2 separate regions of the Homo sapiens genome follow, and region 1 is linked to region 2. A link is an interaction called in ENCODE POLR2A ChIA-PET data of the cell type or tissue named here. Cell type or tissue: PC-3. All regions are shown on one strand. Links, peaks and the distances in the headings refer to the core of each region. The heading gives the core; the rest is flanking DNA. Region 1 has its middle 11 kb from the start of MYO1E. Region 2 overlaps MYO1E (myosin IE).

Evidence for each region. Peaks named below come from ENCODE experiments on the same cell type or tissue, not always from the same donor. Only the 100,000 strongest peaks of a DNase experiment are listed, where the experiment ranks them.
Region 1: POLR2A ChIA-PET joins it to region 2 with 5 read pairs; 15 of 35 experiments call an interaction of 5 or more read pairs at or near these places.

What each region holds. Positions count from the first base shown.
Region 1 is chr15:59,380,935-59,386,312 of GRCh38, forward strand. No RefSeq gene overlaps it. Among named protein-coding and RNA genes, the nearest start is that of MYO1E, 11 kb to the left of the region's middle. In PC-3, for the core only: no CTCF peak of the experiment used is centred there; no DNase peak of the experiment used is centred there.
Region 2 is chr15:59,280,988-59,286,365 of GRCh38, forward strand. All of the region lies in intron 1 of MYO1E (myosin IE), which reads right to left. Among named protein-coding and RNA genes, the nearest start is that of LDHAL6B, 77 kb to the left of the region's middle. RefSeq lists a silencer at 963-1,257. In PC-3, for the core only: no CTCF peak of the experiment used is centred there; a DNase peak (open chromatin) is centred at 3,054; H3K4me3 peaks cover 664 bases; H3K27ac peaks cover 3,794 bases.

The DNA.
Region 1 (5,378 bases), core at 110-5,109, 100 kb after region 2:
GTGCCTGTAGCCTGTCACGATCTGACTTGGGCCCTAGAATAACGTTTTTTACAATGTTGCCCACAGCTCACTGGAAACTGCCCTCTAGACTTTTGATTCAAGTTCCATAGGGAGAAAGGGACGGAGAGAAAAAAAGAAAGAATCTGACTCACCCAGCTCAACCTTTTAAATCACGCCACCCAGGTCATAGGTCACTGACAAGGAAGGCTCTGCTGGGACCAGGTGCCTGTCCAGTCACATTCCAAGCAAATGCTGTGAGAGGAGTGATGTCCTAAAGCTTACTGCCCCATTAAAAAGAGATGGCAGATGGGGACAGAGTCTCTGGGGAAGGAAGACAGGGTAGACACTCCAAATTTAGGGCATGCAGCAGTTTGCTGACTTTGCCTGTCTGCTGCCTCGATTTCTACACTTAGTGAGTCCAGGAGGGTAATTCCGTTCACCTCTTCAATAGAAAAAAATGTATGGCCTTTGTAATGATCATCATCATTTCCCCTTTATCATCATTGTGCCTGTAAATGTGTTTACATACTTGAGATGTGACATCATTTTTCCTTTATTATCATGTACTTATAAATGTGTTTTTGATTACATGCCTTTAAATATTTGTGTAAACACATAGATGTGTGTGTTGTGTGTGTGTATTTAAGATGACATTTTTTTCTTTTTTTTTTTTTTTTTTGACACAGGGTCTCACTCTGTCACTCAGGCTGGACTCCAGTGGTGTGAACACATATCTCAAGCAATCCTCCTGCCTCTGCCTCCCAAGTAGCCAGAACTACAGGCGGTGCCAACATGGCTAGCTAATTTTTTTTTCTTTTTTTGTAGGACTGGGTCTTGCTATATTGCCCAGGCTGGTCTCAAGCTCCTGGGCTCAAGCGATCCTCCCTCCTCGGCCTCCCAAAGTGCTGGAATTACAGGTGTGAGCCACCATGCTCAGATAGATGACATGTTTTTCAATATATTGTTACAAACACTTGGGGAGATTGAATAGAGTGTTTCTTGGTGTTCAGCATGATGGCAGCATGGTTTCCAACTGACTACTGTTATCACTCACCACCACAACCAACCTTTACTGAGCACTGTTGTAGGTGCTGGAGAAGTAGAAGACAAGTTCCCAGTCCTCATAGGATTCACATGTTTACATGTACATCCAAAACATACAACAATGCAAGAGAGTTCTACCTTCATATAGAACACGTTCCCAAAACACACACCAATGTCAGATATATAAAGTTCAAAGACAAATCCGTGTGCTTTAAGCACAGGTTTCTATTTTCAGAGATCTAAAATGTAGCATAAAATCCCTGATTGTGTGCTGTCCCCTAGACATAGTCTTAAGCTATAATTCCAGCATGCATAGATGTTTTTAAAATCTGAGCATCTCCATCCTAGCTGAGCAAAGTTGACCACCTGAAGTCCAATAGGCAGCTTTAAGATTTGGGTCAGGCTATTTACCTTTATAAATCATGAATTTTTTTTTATCTGTAAAGACAGAGATAATAATAGTACCTTCATCATTTATTTCTCACATAGTGTTGTAAGAATATGAATTAAATCATATAAAGTAATAGCAATGATGAGTGATGCGTAGCAACGTCTCGGTATGAGTTGTCATTATTGAGGCTAAATATTCACTACCTTCTCCACACCTAATGATTCCCTTCTTTGTCTCAATTGTTTTATGTTTATGAGAACAACACTCCCTTTTACTAGTGTTTGCACTTATATTTTCTCCATATTTCACTAATTTTGAAAAAGCGACAAGGCTAAATGGAACCCAGTATGAATGTAATTGAGTAAATACTGTAGTTTGACAATGCTGGTAGCGCAGGTGGACCTGAGCTATGGACTGGCAGGCAGCACCGCCAAGAGATAGCTCAAAAGGTTCCTTTGTTGCCTGGCCCATTGTCCTGATGCCATGTAGGAAACATGGCTCAGGTGCATTTCTATACAATGTCTGTATCTGTGGAAAGGTGAATGTACAAAGGTCAACGGCACAAGGAGATGGCCCCTCTCTTTTATTATATTGAATTCCTGGAAATCCCGAAATAGAGCCAAACATGATAAAGTTGATGACAGTTTCCCATAGGAGGAATGCTTCAATAAGGACTTGATAACAAATGGATTATAAGTTGGACCAAGAATGTGATTCTAAAAACAGCTATGACAATTATAAGCTTCCATAATTTAAAGTAGTACAGTTTTGCTCCAAATTTTATAAAGTAAATATAAATATGCATTTTTATTATAAAAGAGACCTCAGTGAATTGAAAAGTGCATGACACCACATAACCACATAAAAAAATCACACAACTGTCACAAATCCTAGCTATATAAATTCCCTTTAAAAAGTGTCCCAGCTCCGGCCGGGCACGATGGCTCACACCTGTAATCCCAGCACTTTGGGAGGCCGAGGCGGGCGATCACAAGGTCAGGAGATCGAGACCATCCTGGTCTAACTTGGTGAAACCCTGTCTCTACTAAAAATACAAAAAATTAGCCGGGCGTGGTGGCGGGCGCCTGTAGTCCCAGCTACTCGGGAGGCTGAGGCAGGAGAATGGCATGAACCGGGGAGGCGGAGCTTGCAGTGAGCTGAGATCACGCCACCGCACTCCAGCCTGGGCGACAGAGCGAGACTCCATCTCAAAAAAAAAAAAAAAAAGTGTCCTAGCTCCAATAATGATTATGTAAACATTCCAGTTTCTTTTCAGTTTAAAAACTGCGAGTGGGTGTGAGAGTGGTGGCAGGGGGTGATGCTTAGAAATAATTTATAAAGTAGCGAAATTAGCCTGTAATCTCAGCATTTTGGGAGGCAGAGGTGGGAAAATTTCTTGAAGCAAGGAGTTCAAGACCAGCCTGGAAAGGCCGGGCGCGGTGGCTCACGCCTGTAATCCCAGCACTTTGGGAGGCTGAGGAGGGCAGGTCACGAGATCAGGAGATCGAGACCATCCTGGCTAACACGGTGAAACCCCGTCTCTACTAAAAATAGAAAAAAATTAGCCGGGCCTGGTGGCGGGTGCCTGTAGTCCCAGTTACTTAGGAGGCTGAGGCAGGAGAATGGCATGAACCCGGGGGGCAGAGCTTGCAGCGAGCCGAGATTGCGCCACTGCACTCCAGCCTGGGAGACAGAGTGAGACTCTGTATCCAAAAAAAAAAAAAAAAGACCAGTCTGGAGTTCAAGACCAGCCTGGGCAACATAGTGAGACAGACCCTTGTTTCTACAAAAAAAAATTTTTAATTAGCTGGTTGTGGTGGTGTGCATCTTTAGTCCCAGCCACTCAGGAGGCTGAGGCAGGAGGATCACATGAGCCTAGGAGTTGGAGGCTGCAGTGAGCTATGATCTTACCACTGCACTCCAGCTTGGGTGACTGAGTGAGAACCTATCTCTCTCAAAAAAAAAAAAAAAGTGAAATTAATGTTTTTTAAAATAATTTCCCTATAAAGCTACATTATTTAGAAACTATTCTCCTAGGCACCTGTCAGAAAAAAAAAAAAAAACAGAAATGAAAACAAATAGCTCACACAATAGAAAATGTTTGAATGGATAAATAAAAACTAAAAGAAAAATGACTAGACTTTCAAGTTTTTGCAGTATAGTATTATGGGTTTTCAATTCTAAGAGAAATATATGCTTCCTGTAATAAAATAAAGCATAAATATTTAGAGTTTGTGAAGTAAAAACTGAAAGTCTACCTGCTCCCACCCTCTTCTACAAGGTTTTAAATGTGAGAAAATGGTGGTTCCATTGGCAGGAAATGAAAAACCAAGACCAGGGTCTGGTTTCAGCGAGTTCCGTTAGGCCTGTTCAGTTGGTGCTAACAGAGGTTCTAGACATCTCTTGGAGAGACTGGTTGAACCTCAGGGAAGATGTCAGCTCCAACACTGTATGTGCTATTTCCAGTCTTCATCTAATTTTCCTCTTTTTCTCTTTTTCTTTTTTTGAGACAGGGTCTCGCTTTGCCACCCAAGCTGGAATGCAGTGTTTCAAACATGGCTCACTGCAGCCTTGACCTCCTGGGCTCAAGTGATCCTCCCACCTCGGCCTCCTGCATAGCTGGGACTACAGGTGTGTGCCATCGTGCCCGGCCAATTTTTTTGTATTTTTTTTGTAGAGACGGGGTCTTGCCATGTTGCCCAGGCTGGCCTTGAACTCCTGGGCCCAAGCAGTCCTCCCTCCTCTGCCTCCCACAGTGCTGGGATTAAAGGCGTGAGCCACCGCACCCAGCCTCCTTTTGTTTTTGAGGCTGAGCCACCACTTCTTAAATCTTTGCTCTCTCTTTTCCTCTCTTTTGGCAAGGCTGTGGAGAAACAGGTTTCTTGTGTATTTTTGCTGGGAGTATAAACAGCTAGAACTCCTGTGGAAAACAGTTTGGTTCCCTCTATCAACATTACAGAATTATATAGTCTGACCCAGCCCTCCTGCTTTTGGAAATTTATCCAGATATGTACATGCACAATGCAAATTGACATATGACTACAAGGCATCGTCGATGTAGCAAAAGATTGCAAACAATGCAAACGTCCATCATTAGCAGAACTGGTTAAAAACATTAGGAGACAATTTGTAATATGATTCTTTAAGTTTTAAAACGCTTTAGCCAGGCACAGTGGCTCATGCCTGTAATCCCAGCACTTTGGGAGGCCGAGGCATGTGGGTCACTTGAGGTCAGGAGTTGAAGACCAGCCTGGCCAACACGGTGAAACTGTCTCTACTAAAAATACAAAAATTAGCCAGTCACAGTGGCATGAGCCTGTAGTCCCAGCTACTTGGGAAGCTGAGGTGGGAGAATCCCTTGAACCTGGGAGGTGAGGTTGCAGTGAGCCAAGATCATGCCACTGTGCTCCAGCCTGGGCGACGGAGTGAGACTCCATCTCAAAAAACAAAAACAAGCAAACACAACCCTTTAAAAACAGAATAAGGAATTTGTTTCTAAACCTATATGGAAAGATTCCCAAGATCTATTGATAAGTTAAAATGAAAAGAGCAAGGTGGCTGGGCATGCTGGCTCACGCCTGTAATCCCAGCACTTTGGGAAGCCAAGGTGGGCGGATTACCTGAGGTCAGGAGTTCGAGATCAGCCTGGCCAACATGGTGAAACACCATCTCTACTACAAATACAAAACTTGGCCAGGCGTGGTGGTACATGCCTGTAATCCCAGCTACTGGGGAGGCTGAGGCAGGAGAATCACGTGAACCCAGGAAGCAGAGGTTGCAGTGAGCTGAGATCGTGCCATTGCACTCCAGCCTGGGCAAAAAGAGCAAATTCCATCTCAAAAAAAAAAAAAAAAGAGTAAGGTATAAAATTATATGTATATCAGGCTACCTTCTGTGTAAGAAAATAGAGATGGTGAAATAATAGATTTGTATTTATGCTTGC
Region 2 (5,378 bases), core at 67-5,066:
CACCTCCAACCCACTAGAGGATGAGGACAAGGGTCCTGGATGACAAGCTGCCCAAGAGAAGCCACCCATCACCAGACCACAGCTCGCAAAGCAAGGTCTTTACGTAATTTCCTCTTCGCTTTGTAAAGACATGTTCAAGTTTGTATCTCTTTCAGCCTACAGGTTCTTTCAATATTAACACCATTTGAAGCAGAAAGGTGTCCCACCCTCCATGCGATATGTCTGCCCTGGGATTACTATGATGTCTGACTTTCCCCATGACTTTTCCTTTTCTTTTCTTTTTCTTTTCTTTCTTTTTTTTTTTCTGAGAAAGAGTCTTGCTCTGTCACCTAGGCTGGAGTGTAATGGCATGATCTTGGCTCACTGCAACCTCCACCTCCCTGGTTCAAGTGATTCTCCTGCCTCAGTCTCCCGAATAGCTGGGACTACAGGCGTGCACTACCACACCAAGCTTATTTTTGTATTTTTAGTAGAGACGGGTTTTCACTATGTTGCCCAGGCTGGTCTCAAACTCCTGACCTCAGGTGATCTGCCCGCCTCGGCCTCCGAGAGGGTTAGGATTACAGGCGTGAGCCACCGCGCCCGGCCCCCATGACTTTTCTGACATACACCACACCATATTGCAATCTTTCCTAAACCTCAGTCATTTTCAACTATTTTAACAAGTTTCCTATAACCACATTCCACAGCACTTGCTTCAAATTTTTCTATAAATGGTCCTTAATAATTTTGATTAAACCTACACAACAATCTTCATAAAATCCACCAGTTTGGTGTGCTAGTTTTGTTTCTTCAACATGTAAAAATAGCTACGAAGACAAATGTTGTAAGCCGGTCGCGGTGGCTCATGCCTGTAATCCCAGGGCTTTGGGAAGCAAAGGTGAAAGGATTGCTTGAGCCCAGGAGTTCAAGGCTGCAGTAAGCTATGATTGCACCACTGCACTCCAGCCTGGTGACAAAGCAAGACCCTGTTCAAAAAAAAAAAAGGAAAAGAAAAAGAGAAATATTGTAAAATACACCAGTGTGGGGTTGTACATACCGATGTTAAGGTCTACCCTGGTGCCATGTTCCACACCTGGGGACACACTGGCATTCCCTATTGGGCCTTTTCTTGTCAATTTCAAGTCCAGCCATAGGGAATTTAAATAACTTCTGTTCGATTTCCCAAATGCATTTTACTCTGCTGTGGAAAATCTCACATGGTAAGACCAGATTTCCCTTTTAGTTTGCAGGCGAGAGTCTAGGTTGTGTTCTCACAAGTAGAACCTACCCTATGTTTGTGTTCTGAATTCCCTGCACTTTCCATCAGGGCTCCCAAGCCCCCTGCTCTGTCTAGACCTCCCACCTCAGAAAACCCTCCCAGCCACAGGTGGGACATGTCAGTAGTCCCCAGGGTCAGGGCTTGTCTTGAGGCTGAGCAGGAAATTCTCTTGGGTAACTGCTTTTTATTCTTTCTCTCTCAGGAAGTGCTTCCCGTAAGCATTACCAAAACGGTTCTGTCCTCTTTCCCTCACAAACTCCAGGAACCCTAGAATGGTGGCTCCTATCTCTGATCCTCACCAAAAGTCCCTTTGAAGACCAGGTGTGGTGGCTCATGCCTATAATCCCAGCACTTTGGGAGGCCAAGGAGGGAGGACTGCTTGAGCCCGGGAGTTAGAGGCCAGCCTGGACAACATAGCGAGACCCCATCTCTACACAAAATCAAAACATTAGCTGGACGTGGTGGCACATGCCTGTGGTCCAGGCTACTCTCGAGAGCCGGAGGCAGGAGGATCGCTTAAGCTCAGGAGGTCAAGGCTGCAGTGAGCCGTGACTGCGTTACTGCACTACAGCCTGCGTAACAGAGCAAGACAAAGAAAGAGAAGGGAAGGAAAGGGAAGGGGGAGTGGGAGAGGGAGGGGAGGGGGGAGGGGGGGAGGGGGGAGGGGGAGGGGGAGGGGGAGGGGGAGGGGGAGGGGGAGGGGGGAGAGGGGAGGGGAAAGGGGAAAGGGGAAAGGGGAAAGGGGAAAGGGAAAGGCCTGGGCAGCCCAGGCTCTCTGAGATGCTCAGGGCATCCATCCTCCAGGGCACAAAAAGGGCTCTGGTTGCCCTCATCCCAGGGAGACGGGCGGTCAGAGGACAGTGGCTGCCTTCACAAGCCTGGTCTGGAACCCCTCAAGGTAGCTGCGCATGCATTTGAAGTGCAAATCTTAGCGAGGCTTCCCTGACCTGTCCTTGTCCATCTCTAACCCCTGCTTTCTCCGTTTTGAGGTTCCCACCACACCATTTTCTGTGCATACCATGCTGTGCTTTGTTTCTGTTTTTCCACAGTGTGTGTGTGAGGTGGGATCTTCAGTACCTACATTCCCACTGTCCCCCAGCTTAGGGTATTCTTCTATGAACTCCTCCCTACCTCAACCCAACTCTATGCCTACTAAACTCTCACCCAGCACAGGTCAGGCATCATCTTGCTAAGAAGCCTGCTCTAACAGCATTACCTGAGTGCCTGGCTCCCTGATTAAACTGACCCCTAGGACCAAGTCTTATTCACCATTCTGCCCCAAGACCTAGTAGAGTGCCATGATGCATGGCATGGGCAGCCCCCAAGTATTTGTTGAATGAATGAAATACATTATTATTATTCTCACGTAACAGCTAATTCTTATTACATACCAAGCACTGCTCTAAGCATTTTACATATAACTTATCTAATCCTTACAACTTCACGAGGCAGGAAACTGAGTGAAGCACAGAGAAGTTAAGTAACTTGCTCAGCTCCCACAGCTGGGCTTCAAACCCAGGCAGTCTGCTTCAGATCTTTGCCCTTAAACATTGTACCTACTGCCTCTCATAATAAAGTAACAGCAGTTGGAAACAGCAATAATTCTAAAGTTCATAGTAACTGCTTTATTGCATGTTTACTATGTGTCACGTATCAACTTCTTTCATCTGCCCAATGACACCACCAAGTACTTGTATTATCCTTTTTTTTACAGAAGAAAAAGAAGTACCACGTGGTAAACAGAATACCTGGTACAAAGCCCTGCAAGCTAGGAGCTCACGGAGCAGCCTGGCTCTGCACAGCCTTGCATAATGCAGAGGAAGTTCCGTGCCCTGGAGTCAGCCTTGGGATGATGTCTGCCCCCTGCCATGTCCCCACCAGGGTGGTGCCTGGGGCATGGGAGTGCCCAATCTTTACTAGCTGGGTGAATAAATTCCAGGCTACACTGACTCACCTCACAACATGTTTGCTGTAGGTACACGGCAGCACTGTGGCAGCAGCTATCGTGGGGCAAATAGGAGTCCTGGGCCCAGAGTCTGCTCCAAGGAAGAAATAAGTTTCCAAGGCGTTCCTATTTGCCCCCAACTCAGGAGATCAAAGGGAAGAGATATTGCCCCTAAACACAGTTCTCCTTCTCTTAACCATGTAAGTAGTCCAGTTAAGAGTAACAGATATTTGAGGTTGGATGATTACTATTTTATTTTTATTTTTATTTTTTTGAGACAGGGTCTCACTTTGTCACCCAGGCTGGAGTGCTGTGGCGCAAACATAGCTCACTGAGGCCTCAACCTCCAGGGCTCAATTAATCCTCCCTCCTCAGCTTCCCTAGTAGCCAGGGCTACAGGTGTGCACCACCATACCTGGCTGTGTTTCTCTACCAAAAAAAAAAAAAATTTTTTTTTTTTTTGTAGAGACAGGGTCCCACTGTGTTGCCCAGGCTAGTCTCAAACTCTTGGGCTTGAGCAATCCTCCTGCCTCAGCCTCCCAAAGTGCTGGGATTATAGGTGTAAGCCACCGTGCCCAGCCTGGATGATTAACTTTTTAAACAGAATAACAGGCAATTAATCTTCACCACATCATTAGTGAGGTAAGGACATTTCAAGCTACAGAATAATATGAATCAAATGCTTGAGATTCCTTAATATGACAAATGCTCATTTCACTTCTGCTCTGATTATATTTTAATCAAACAAGTGACAAGAGAGTCACACTGATGTTAGTCCCTGTCTTTTCAGCTGTGGCTCTGCTAGCATGTCACATACATCAAGCACTTAACAGTCCCTTAAGAGAGCTCCCACATCACCACTCTTGTTTTTAAGTGCAAAGCTCTTAGACATTCGGTAATACGATTCAGGAATGTAACTTTTCTTCCTAATCTAGCAAACTGATTAAAATCAACAGACTTGGGTACAAGCTCTACCTCTCACATGCCTCTGTGCCTTGGGCAAGGCCAGTTTCACAGAATTTTATTATTTACAGTTTTAAAGCAATCTTGCAAGGTGTGGCGGTTCATGTCCTTCATCTCAGTGGAGGCTGAGACAGAAAGATCACGTAAGGCCAGGAGTTTGAGAACAGCCTGGGCAACACGCAAGACACTGTCTCTTTTTTTTTTTTTTTTTTTTTTTTTGAGACGGAGTCTGGCTCTGTCGCCCAGGCTGGAGTGCAGTGGCACAATCTTGGCTCACTATAACCTCTGCCCCCCGGCTTCACGCCATTCTCCTGCCTCAGCCCCCCGAGTGGCTGGGCTTACAGAAGGTGCCCACCGCCACGCCCAGCTAATTCTTTTTTGTGTGTGTTTTTAGTAGAGAACTCCTGATCTTGAACTCCTGACGTCAAGTGATCCACCCACCTTGGCCTCCTCAAGTGCTGGGATTACAGGCGTGAGCCACCACGCCCGACTAGACACTGTCTTTAAAAAAAATAATAAAATCAATTAATTAATTAGCTGAAATGAATTTTAAAAATAAAAGTGAAAAAAATTTTTAAGAAAAAGAAAAGAAAAAATTAAGTCAGCCTATTAAATGCATACCAAATTAGTGTGTGCATGTCCATTAAGATTTTTATTAATCATACAGGTCGGCACAAAAGTAATTGCGGTTTTTGCCATTAATGGCACCGGCCTAATAGATTCATAAGTCAAAAATCCTACCAGACTCTGTGTCCTAATTTGTGGTTTGAAAATGATAGTCTCTGAAGTAGTAGCTGCTCAATACCTTTTTCTAATTCAATTACACAGCCAAGGTAATGAGGCAGGAAGACTAGCTAGAAACACCAGCAGCTGTGCATATAAATAAAGACAGGGAGGTAACTGAACAATTTCTTGTGACATAATATGAACTATCACCCTGTACCATGGAACAAAGAAACTCTAATTTAAATGCTATTCTGAGAAAAAGAACAGTATGCAAAGAGTTATCAGCAGGCTGTGGCAGAGTTGATATCAACCTGCCAAAAAGTCAGGACTTCCTATCCTTGGAAGAATCTCTCCTATACTGCTTGCAAAATACGCATTATTTATAAGTCATGCAAAATGCTGGAGGTATGCTGACATGAGTTAACCAACTACTCACATGTTATGGTTTTCTCAGATTGCCCTATTTTTCTGAAAAATGTTTGG